Regions from separate parts of the Homo sapiens genome. Here regions 1 and 2 are each linked to region 3. The links are chromatin contacts, found by Hi-C or POLR2A ChIA-PET in ENCODE. All regions are on one chromosome and are shown on one strand. The core of a region is the stretch at or near the end of the contact, and the rest is flanking DNA. Distances in the headings are between cores, read along the strand shown. Region 1 holds the start of PDE9A-AS1 (PDE9A antisense RNA 1). Region 2 overlaps PDE9A (phosphodiesterase 9A). Region 3 holds the start of LINC01668 (long intergenic non-protein coding RNA 1668).

Region 1 (3,365 bases), core at 231-2,730, 38 kb before region 3:
CTACAAAAAATACAAAAATTAGCCAGGTGTGGCGGTGCACCCCTTTAGACCCTGTTATTCAGGAGGCTGAAGTGGCAGGATCACTTGAACCTAGGAGGTAAAGGTTGCAGTGAGCTGTGATTGTTCCACTGCACTCCAGCCTGGGTGACAGGGCAAGCCCCTGTCTCAAAAAAAAAAAAAGAAAAGAAAAGAAAGATAGGTAGATACATAGAATGGGTGGATAGAGAGATAGAACGGATAGAAAAATAGGATGGATAAATAGAACATAGGTAGATACATAAATATGATGAATGCATAGATGGATGGGTGGATGGATGGATGGATGGATGGATGGATGGATGGATGGATGAATGGATACATAGATGAATGGATGGATAGATAGTATATAAATGGATGGATGGATAGATACACAGTAGGTAGGTAGGTAGTAGATAGATAGATAGATAGATAGATAGATAGATAGATAGATAGATAAACAGGATAGATAGATAGATAGATAGATAGATAGATAGATAGATAGATAAACAGGATGAATATTTAGAAGGCTGGGAGTGGGCAGAAAGCCTGGAAGGACACACATTAATACAAATAATATTAACTGAGTTGTTTTCTGGGCCCATAGGATCCTAGACAAGTTTTTAAATATTATTCTTTGAAGTGCTATTTCCTACACTTCCTACAATGATAATAGGATATTTTATATTCAGAAAAATGACATTTAAGACATAGTCAATGGTCCATGGACCTTGGACAGAGGGCCCAGCTGCCCTGTTTGCAGTCTACACCGCATGCCCAACCCTTCCCCAGATCTACTCACTTTCAGAATGTGCTGCCTTCCACGTGTGAACCAGACTGAGCTCCTTTCTGCCACTGATGTTGAATTGTCCATTTGCTCACGTCAGTGTCCACGTGGCAAATCCACAGGGCATGGGTGGGATCCTGCAGTCTAGACAAAGCCAAGGAGCACCGCTGGAGGCCACGTTGGGCTTCCCAATCCACATGCAAACCCAAAATGTGTTCTTGGGTACCTTTTCTGAGAAGACAGCCTGTGGCATGCATCAGCTTCCTTGAGGGGCCCATGATGCTGGAGAAAACGGAGACCCGGCTCCAAAGGAGAATGTGGACTCTTAGTGGTTGGACAAAGACGTCCCGACCTCAGACCTCAGGTACCCTGTGTTTCCCCAGCGGCAGCTCATCTGGACTCGGCCATCACGACAGCGACCACACTGGCTCCAGCCACATGCACTTCCGGACCCCATGTCCTCTAGCTGTTGGGTAGAAGAGGGGTGGAGAAGGTTTCTGTAGCACAGAAACACATCAGCAGGACCAGATCCAAATATTGCACTCTCCAGATTCTTCGTCCTTCTGGCAGAAAGAAGCAGTGTCCCGGGAACATGCCCCTACTTGACCCCTGACCCTGGAAACGCCTCGAAACCCACCCGGGAGGCTGATTCCAGCTAGTCTGCCCTGGGCCACTGTACTGGGAGAGTTTCTTTCCGGAGCTGCAGTACTTCCTTTGGGGTGGGAAGGAGTTGTTACAAACTAGCCAAAGGCTCTGAGTTGCTTGGTTTTTCCTTTAGAAAACATTTGCTTTTTATTTTTAGCAGTTATTCAGAGCCAAACTTCATGAAAAGGGGAATAGAGTGGTATCGTGGGAGTATCCTTTTGCATAAAAACTAAGGTGTGATTACAAAGTAACAAAGCTAATCTTTTTTATTTCAATTGGTTTATGAACCAACTCTAATTGAAAAGCCGTGCAAAGCTGCTTGCTTCATGGCAGCTTTTCTGGGGTAAACGTGCAGTCAGCCAAGGGTAAATATCTTGAAGTTTAACGCTCGCTCGGAGGCATAAGCTCCAGTTTGTTTTTGGTTGAAAAATAGTATCCTAACTGTTGAGGTACACCTTTGCAGTGGGACTCTGTAACTGCCCAAGGGGTTCACCCTGCCTGCTACCTAAACAGAGCTCATTCATCAAGACAGGGGAACTGCAATGGAGAAAGAGCCATTCACCCAGTGCCGGCTGTGCGGGAGACCAGAGTTTTATTATTCCTCAAATCAGTCTCCCCGAGCATTCGGGGCGCAGAGTTTTTAAGGATAACTTAGTGGGTGGTGGGAAGCCAGTGAGCCAGGAATGCTGATTGATTGGTCAGGGAGGAAATCATAGGGAGTTGAAGCTGTCTGCTTTTTTTTTTTTTTTTTTTTTTTTTTGAGACAGAGTCTCACTCTGTCCCCCAGGCCAGAGTACAGTGGCGTGATCTCGGCTCACTGCAACCTCCGCCTCCCGGGTTCAAGCTATTCTCCTGCCTCAGCCTCCCGAGTAGCTGGGACTACAGGCACTGGCACACCATGCCCGGCTAATTTTTGTATTTTTAGTAGAGACAGGGTTTCACTATATTGGCCAGGCTGGTCTTGAACTCCTGACCTCGTGATCTGCCCACCTCAGCCTCCCAAAGTGCTGGGATTACAGGCGTGAGCCACTGTGCCTGGCTGCAGCTGTCTTCTTGCACTGAGTCAGTTCCTGACTGGGGCCAGAAGACCAGACGAGCCAGTTTATCTATCTGGGTGGTGCCAGCTGATCCATCAACTGCAGGGTCTCCAAAATATCTCAAGCGCTGATCTTAGGAGCAATTTAGGGAGGGTCAGAATCTCGTAGTCTCCAGCTGCGTGACTCTTAAACTGTAATTTCTAATCCTGTGGCTGTTAGTCTCGTCCCCAGGCAAGAAGCAGGTCTGCTTTGGGAAAGGGCTGTTACAGTCTTTGTCTAAACTATAAACTACAAATGAAGTTTCTCCCAAAGTTAGTTCAGCCAAGGAATGAACACAGACAGCTTGGAGGTTCGAAGCAAGATGGAGCCCGCTAAGTTAGATCTCTTTCACTGTCTCAGTCATAATTTGGCCAAGGCAGTTTCAACTCCAGGAATGTGATCAAGTCCAAGTTCTGCTGATCCTCAACTTTGCCTATTTATTTCTCTTCTGTTTTAAGTCAACACTTTCTCCTGGTGAAACTGCTCTGGAAGGACGTTCCAATGAAAAGCTTTTCCCATAATGAGATCGTAATCCTTGCTGAAAACGCTTTGCCGTTCACTGCATTTTAATGCTCTGGCACCACATGTGCCCCCTTTTCTTTTTGGGATAAAAGACGCCTTTGTCCCATGTCCTCAGCTGGTGCTTAGGGGTATGGAGCAAAAAGTGGGTGCCAGAGTTGAGATTCAGGGAGTGGAGAGTGGGGAGGAGCTTCTGCCTTCTGAAAACTGCCCGGATGGATGCGGTAGTGCAGCGGTGGCCACGGCACATGCCTGCGAGGATAGAGTCAGTTGTGGCTGAGCTAAGCGCGGAAGTGCAGGCAAAACCTGAGTATCGGCAGCCA
Region 2 (3,340 bases), core at 203-2,702, 60 kb before region 3:
CCATGAAGTTTTTTTTTGTTTAGGATATTATATTTTAAAATTCTAAAATTTGCACTTGACTCTTGTTCATAGATTTGTCTCTCGAGACTCCCCTCTGTTTACGATTTACTGACGCCGCTTTTGTTTCGGTGTTTGCACGTACCTGCAATTGCTGCATTAAAGTCTCGTTTGCTCATTTTGGCATCTGAGCCGGCAAGCGTCCAGGGTGTCTGAGGGATGATTTTCTCTTGGCCATGGGTCACATTTTCCTATTTCTTTGCATGTCTATTTTTTATTGTAGACTAAGATTATGAATAACACCTAGGAGAGACATTGGATTTTGTTATCATCCTCTGAAGAGTGTTAATTTTGCTCCAGCAGTCAGTTCCGTTACTCACTGATCATCTGAACTTCGTGCAGCCTGGTTTTATGCTTTGTTGGGGTAGATCTCTAGACTGACCCTTCTGTGGTTTTAGTAGGAAGCCTGAGGTATTTATCAAGCCTCTCTAACTCGACTACATTTAAACTCCAAACTTTGTCTCCTCCACAGCAGGAGCTGAAACCTCTGCCACACTAGGCCCACAAACATGCGTCATTCAGGGATCCACCAAGGAACAGGGTAGTTTATACAGAATTTGGGTCCCACTGCCATGGCTTCCTCCTTTGGGAACTCTCCTTTCCATTTCCATCCTCTCTGACAACCTAAAACTGTGTCATCTGACGCTTCAACCTGGAACTTTCTGCTTAAGTTTTAGCCATCTACATTATAAGGGCACTTTATAGCAAGAAATAGAATATTATTCCATTCTAGGCCAAGTACAGTGGCTCACACCTGACATCTCAGCACTTTGGGAGGCCGAGGTGGGTGGATCAACTGAGGTCAGGAGTTTGAAACCAGCCTGGCCAACATGGTGAAATCCTGTCTCTTCTAAAAAAAATTTTGAAAAAATTAGCCGGGTGTGGTGGTGCATACCTGTAATCCCAGCTACTCAGGAGCTGAGGCAGGAGAATCCCTTGAACCTGGGAGCCAGAGGTTGCAGTGAGCCGAGATGGCGCCACTGCCCTCCAGCCTGGGTGACAGAGTGAGAGTCTGTCTCAAAAAAAAAAAAAAAAAAAAAAGAAATATTCCTTCGTTCTTTTATAGGAGCATAGTACTTCATTTTGTAGATGTACTATTGTGTATCCTACTGATAGATACTTGTGTTGCTTCCAGTCTTGTTTTTACAGCGATCAGATGGTTCTTCTTAATTTCTCTTGCTACAAATGTTGCTGCTGTGTACAACCTGTTAAAGTCCACAGATGGAATAAAAGCTTTGGTTTGCAAAAATGACTCAATCTTTACAAACATTCTGTCATTTGTACCATAATCAATTAGTTTATTGGATCACCGAATTGCCTGACAGAATCCTTCCTGGAACTAGTCTATGGGGTCATTTGGCATAGAGTCAAAGCCTCAGACACGATGAGCCAGAGTTGATTTCCTTTGGCTTCACATAATTAAACTTTCCCAGAGGATTATCAGGTTACAGTGACACACACACAGGCTGTCAGATAATGGACAAAGTCCCAGCAGCGTGTACAACCAGCTGGTGGCTCCCAAATTCAAATTCCCCCAGCGGCATCCGTTCGGTTATTCGTACCCACACCCTCCCTTAGAAGTTTACCCCTCCGCCAGGCGCAGTGACTCACGCCTGTAATCCCAGCACTTTGGGAGGCCAAGGCGGGCGGATCACCTGAGGTTGGGAGTTCGAGACCAGCCTGACCAACATGGAGAAACCCCGTCTCTACTAAAAATACAAAAATTAGCCGGGCATGGTCACGCATGCCTGTAATCCCAGCTACTCGGGAGGCTGAGGCAGGAGAATCGCTTGAACCTGGGAGGCGGAGGTTGCGGTGAGCCGAGATCATGCCATTGCACTCCAGCCTGGGCAACAAGAGCAAAACTCCATCTCAATAAATAAATAAATAAGTTCACCCCACTACGGGCAAGAAGCCACACAGAAAGAAAAATAAAATAGGTATCTCTGGGGTTTTCTGAAGGGAAAGTAAGTGCAGCTCTGTCCCGTCTTTGCAGCTCTAAATAGGAACATGGTGGAGTAGGGCAGGTCGGGCTTGACGATGTCATGACTTGGCCTCTCTCAGTGTCACGCAGCCCCTGCAGGTTATAAGGAGGATTGAGCTGGCCAGGCACAGTGGCTCATACCTGTAATCCCAGCACTTTGGGAGGCCGAGGTGGGCGGATCACCTGAGGTCGGGAGTTCGAGACCAGCCTGGCCAACGTGGAGAAACCCCATGTCTACTAAAAATACAAAATTAGCCCGGCGTGGTGGTGCATGTCTGTTAACCCAGCTGCTCGGGAGGCTGAGGCAGGAGAATTGCTTGAACCCGGGAGGCGGAGGTTGCAGTGAGCTGAGATTTCGCCATTGCATTCCAGCCTGGGTAACAAGAGCGAAACTCCGTCTCAAAAAAAAAAAGAAGGATAGAGCTAACATGCATGAACCACCTAGAACAGCACCCAGAGCATAGTAACAGCTCCTTGCAGATGTTACAGTACCTTGATCTATACAACAGTAAAGGGAAATGCATGCTAGCTGCCCCAGATGCTGCCAGCTTCACAGGCATTTTTCTGCCTGCAAACTAATCCTAAGGAAGAGAGGAGGGCAGGGGGAGAAATTGCACCCAGTCAAATGTAAACGATACAAAATGTGAAATTCCCCTCTCTGAAAATGAAAGGGAAAAAACTCGATTCAATGCCTGCCCCTGAGGTGAACCTGAAATGACAAGGCAGACACTCTCTAGAACTTCACGTTTGGCCACCAGGGTCTTCGGTTGATTTTCCTTTCTTCGTCATATCTGAGTGGCTGAAACGCCAGTGATCTGGGATAGTCCTTTGGCTGCTGATAGACTTATGCAATCCCTTGGCAGGCAGGACAGGCCAGAGGAAGGGCTCCTGTGCCTTTAAGGTCACTGTTAATCATGTAACTTTATTGTGTTCCTGGGCTATAAAGGAAATGTCGTCCTTGATCTGAATGTCTGTTTTATGATGTCCATAAACAGTGAATTGCCAGTGACTGTACCCTGAGTGAGAACATCCTCAGCCAGTTGAATAGTTCAAGGGCAGTTGCAGGGGTCAGGAGAGAGCAAAAGTGGGACAGAAGATGAGTTTGCTTCCCAGGAAGAGAGACAGTGCCACCCCACCCCTCGCTGACAGGGAAGCCTTCCAGCCCTTCCTCCAAAGAGCCTTGGCTCTCAGGGGTTGGAGGTTGGACAAGAGCAGAAATAAAGGCACCCTGCTCCCACCCCCCACAATCTTCCGGACGTCTAGAGTGCTTATCTCTTTGGGGGCAAGTAATGTGAATTA
Region 3 (3,330 bases), core at 2-2,501:
GATGGGCCATGATGACAATGGCGGTTTTGTGGAATAGAAAGGCGGGAAGGGTGGGGAAAAAATTGAGAAATCGGATGGTTGCCGGGTCTGTGTGGATAGAAGTAGACATGGGAGACTTTTCATTTTGTTCTGTACTAAGAAAAATTCTTCTGCCTTGGGATCCTGTTGATCTGTGACCTTACCCCCAACCCTGTGTTCTCTGAAACATGTGCTGTGTCCACTCAGGGTTGAATGGATTAAGGGCGGTGCAAGATGTGCTTTGTTAAACAGATGCTTGAAGGCAGCATGCGCGTTAAGAGTCATCACCACTCCCTAATCTCAAGTACCCAGGGACACAAACACTGCGGAAGGCCGCAGGGTCCTCTGCCTAGGAAAACCAGAGACCTTTGTTCACTTGTTTATCTGCTGACCTTCCCTCCACTATTGTCCTATGACCCTGCCAAATCCCCCTCTGCGAGAAACACCCAAGAATGATCAATAAAAAAAAAATAAAAAATAAATAAATAAATAAATAAAATAAAAATCTCAGTCCAAAGGCTTTCACCGTAGTCTGTCTAAGGGACAGATAACATCGTCTCTCTGAATTTGGGAGGGGACTGTTCTCTGTTGGTAGCCAAAAGGGGCCCAGCAAGGTGCTAGGGTTCCAGTCTCCCTGAGTCCTCAGGCAGGTCTTCCCAGCCCCCACCCTGGGACTCCCTGCCCTGCTGCAGGGGAACGTGAGGGTCAGGGGTCCCCAGATTCCTGGGAGCTGGGGCCGGTGCCCTGGCAGAAACACGGCCTCAGGCAGGGTCCAGGGCCTGTGGGGGTGAGTCACGTTGTTATGGGCTGAATTCTCTCCCCAAAACTTACGTCCAAGCCCAACCTGGTGCCTCCCAGTACCGTATTTGGAGACAGTGCCTTTAAAAGGTGGTTAAGATAACATGAGCTGACTGGGGTGGGCCCTGAGCCACTTTGACTGAGTCTTACAAGAAGAGGAGGTCGGGGCACAGATGCACATGAAGGGCGCCAGGGAAGGACAGACCCTGACACACAGAGGAGTGGGGACTCAGCAGAAGCCAGCCCTGCCAACACTTGTCTCAGACTTTGAGAGGTAAGTGTCTGTCGTTTAAGCCCCCCGCCAAGCTCACACACACACACACCTGTGTGCCTCGCTAGGGCTGCCCCAGCAGACTCACACATCACACCTCCCTCACCACCGAGTCCCTGGGCAGCAACGTGGGCCCGGCTCACAAGCAGTGCTGGAGACAGCTTGAGCTTGGGTTGACTGCGCCAGCATAGCATGATCTCTCTCTCTCTCTCTCGCTCTCTCTAAGGAAAAAAAGAAGATAAGAACTAGAGAGTCAGAAATGTCATCTCTTTCTTTCTTTTCTTCCTCCTTTCTTTCTTGCACTCCAGCCTGGGCAACAGAGTGAGACTCCATCTGAAAAAAAAAAAGGAAAGAAAGAAATTGATTTTATTAACCAAAACTAGTAAAGGGGAAGTGGCCAGATAGCCATCCATGGCAACCACTTCAATTTTGGGGAGGAAGGCAGGGGTTTAAGAAAGGAAAACTTGGCCGGGCATGGTGGCTCATGCCTGTAATCCCAGCACTTTGGGAGGCCAAGGTGAGTGGATCACCTGAAGTCAGGAGTTCATGGCCAGCCTGGTCAACATGGTGAAACCCCGTCCCTACCAAAAAAAAAAAAAATTAGCTGGGCATGATGGCAGGTGCCTGTAATCCCAGCTACTGGGGAGGCAGAGGTGGGAGAATCTCTTGAGCCTGGGAGGCGGAGGTTGCAGTGAGCTGAGATTGCACCACTGCACTCCAGCCTGAGCGACAGAGCGAGACTCTGTCTCAAAAAGAAAGAAAGGAAAACGTGATAAGGAAGAAATACGAGAATTGGGTGGGGTACAATGTCTGTGTGTCTCGAGTGGCTGTCTTGGGTCCCCATCCACCTGGGTCTCAGGCTGGCATCACCTCAACAGTGGCCAGGTGGTGAACTAGCCACCTTGATGTCATCTGTGGCACTTTGCAGCTTGATCTCCAGGCTTGGTCTGTCTCAAGATTAGCCCCTGGAACGTCTAAGAAGGTGCATAATGAGATGCGTGCATAATGAGATGCGCACATACAGTTAGAGAACTGTGAAGCGGGTATAGACAGTGAGAAAGGCGGGGACGTGAAGCCTACTTTAAGGCTAAGGGAAAAGGCTTCTGCAGTTCGCTTCAAGGTTATATCTTAAAATCCAAGAGAAAGGGGAAAAAAAGTTAAGATGCATTTTGAAGTTAAGCTGCCTGGTTACAAGTGAAAATACATAAGAGTACTGGTTTTTTTCCGGTTAATCCTAACTTTTCTAATATATTTTGCTAGCAGATATTTAAAATCTGGTGGTTTAGCCAAAGAATTTGGGACAGCAAGACTATACAATCTTCCATCCGCTGCAAAGAGATGTTCGTTTTTTCTCAGCGTTTCTGAGAAGCTGGAAAACAAGGTGAGCTGCCGCCTTGGACACCCTCCTCTTAATTCTGGTTCCTTCCTGCTCGACATGGGGACGGGACAGTCCGACGCTCCCTCTCATGGGAATGTATTTGCAGACATCATATCATGGAAAATACTAAACACAAGTGTTGCCTCAGAAGCTCACGATGAGCCGGGTTCACGCCGGTGTAATTCTGCGGGGGCCGGACCCTGAATCTCATGCACGCGCGGCTGCGAAGGCGACGCAGCTTCTGCCTCTGAGCCGCCTCCTTCGATACATCCCGTGGGAGCGGGAGCCACACTGAGCGCCAGGTCTGCGGCCAGCCGGGTGGGAAACAGGCGCTGCTGCCAGCAAGCTCCTCCCACTCTGCTCACCTGCCCCGAGGTTCCCAGAAGTTCTCAATCAGTACCATGTCCTTTCCCCTTCTCGAAGAAAAACACTGTTGGCAATGGAACAGCGCATCCCATTATCCTCCTGTCTTCACCAGGAACAGGCTCCCCAGACAGCAGACACTGTTTTCCGCGAGCCGGAGGCAGCCAGATTTGAGCCCAGATACCGCCATGGCCACTCCTGCGAAACCCTAGAAAGCCAGGGACATATTCAGGGGACTTCTCTTGCTCCAAGAAGCCGTGCCTGGCAGTCAGCGCCTGCACACAGGCAGCTCCCATGGCAGGAGCATGGGTGGCCAAAGGGGCCAAGGTTCTCTGTTGTCAGTCCTGCCTCGCCTGCCTCCCCTCCCTCCCCTGCCTCTCCTCCCTCCCCTCTTTCCCGTCCCTCCCCTCCCTCCCCTCTCCCCTTCCTCCTCTCCCTCCTCTTACTCCCCTCCCTCCCCTCCCTCCTCTGCCTCCCTTCCCTCCCCTGCCTCTCCTTTCTC

The links. A loop is a pair of places that touch in the nucleus more often than their neighbours do. ChIA-PET counts read pairs that join two places held with the same protein, here RNA polymerase II (POLR2A). Pooled maps may share reads with other maps.
Region 1: a loop to region 3 is called in a map of CD4-positive, alpha-beta T cell, with 7 times the contacts of the local background. The contact joins the promoter of PDE9A-AS1 here to the promoter of LINC01668 in region 3. A Hi-C loop is called at or near these places in 18 of 168 maps with a recorded cell type or tissue (B cell, CD4-positive, alpha-beta T cell, CD8-positive, alpha-beta T cell and 11 more) and 17 of 50 pooled maps. POLR2A ChIA-PET finds 5 or more read pairs at or near these places in 16 of 52 experiments (A549, CD4-positive, alpha-beta T cell, CD4-positive, alpha-beta memory T cell and 13 more).
Region 2: a map of heart left ventricle shows a loop between it and region 3 (3-fold over the local background). The contact joins the enhancer-like site here to the promoter of LINC01668 in region 3. A Hi-C loop is called at or near these places in 7 of 168 maps with a recorded cell type or tissue (HepG2, K562, Right ventricle myocardium inferior and 4 more), 1 of 37 single-sample maps with no recorded cell type and 7 of 50 pooled maps. POLR2A ChIA-PET finds 5 or more read pairs at or near these places in 2 of 52 experiments (HEK293 and activated CD4-positive, alpha-beta T cell).

What each region holds. Positions count from the first base shown.
Region 1 is chr21:42,740,277-42,743,641 of GRCh38, forward strand. PDE9A-AS1 (PDE9A antisense RNA 1) reads right to left here and starts at 1,481. Exons shown (of 2, transcript NR_183525.1): 1 at 818-1,481. The region is part of intron 7 of PDE9A (phosphodiesterase 9A); the gene reads left to right.
Region 2 is chr21:42,718,564-42,721,903 of GRCh38, forward strand. All of the region lies in intron 4 of PDE9A (phosphodiesterase 9A), which reads left to right. Among named protein-coding and RNA genes, the nearest start is that of PDE9A-AS1, 22 kb to the right of the region's middle. Within about 2 kb of position 1,453, at least 9 of the 41 ENCODE cell types and tissues checked have a DNase peak (open chromatin) inside an H3K27ac peak, as active enhancers do.
Region 3 is chr21:42,778,743-42,782,072 of GRCh38, forward strand. It overlaps LINC01668 (long intergenic non-protein coding RNA 1668), which reads right to left and starts at 1,252. Exons shown (of 3, transcript NR_135517.1): 1 at 1,140-1,252. RefSeq lists enhancers at 760-1,709, 2,197-2,920.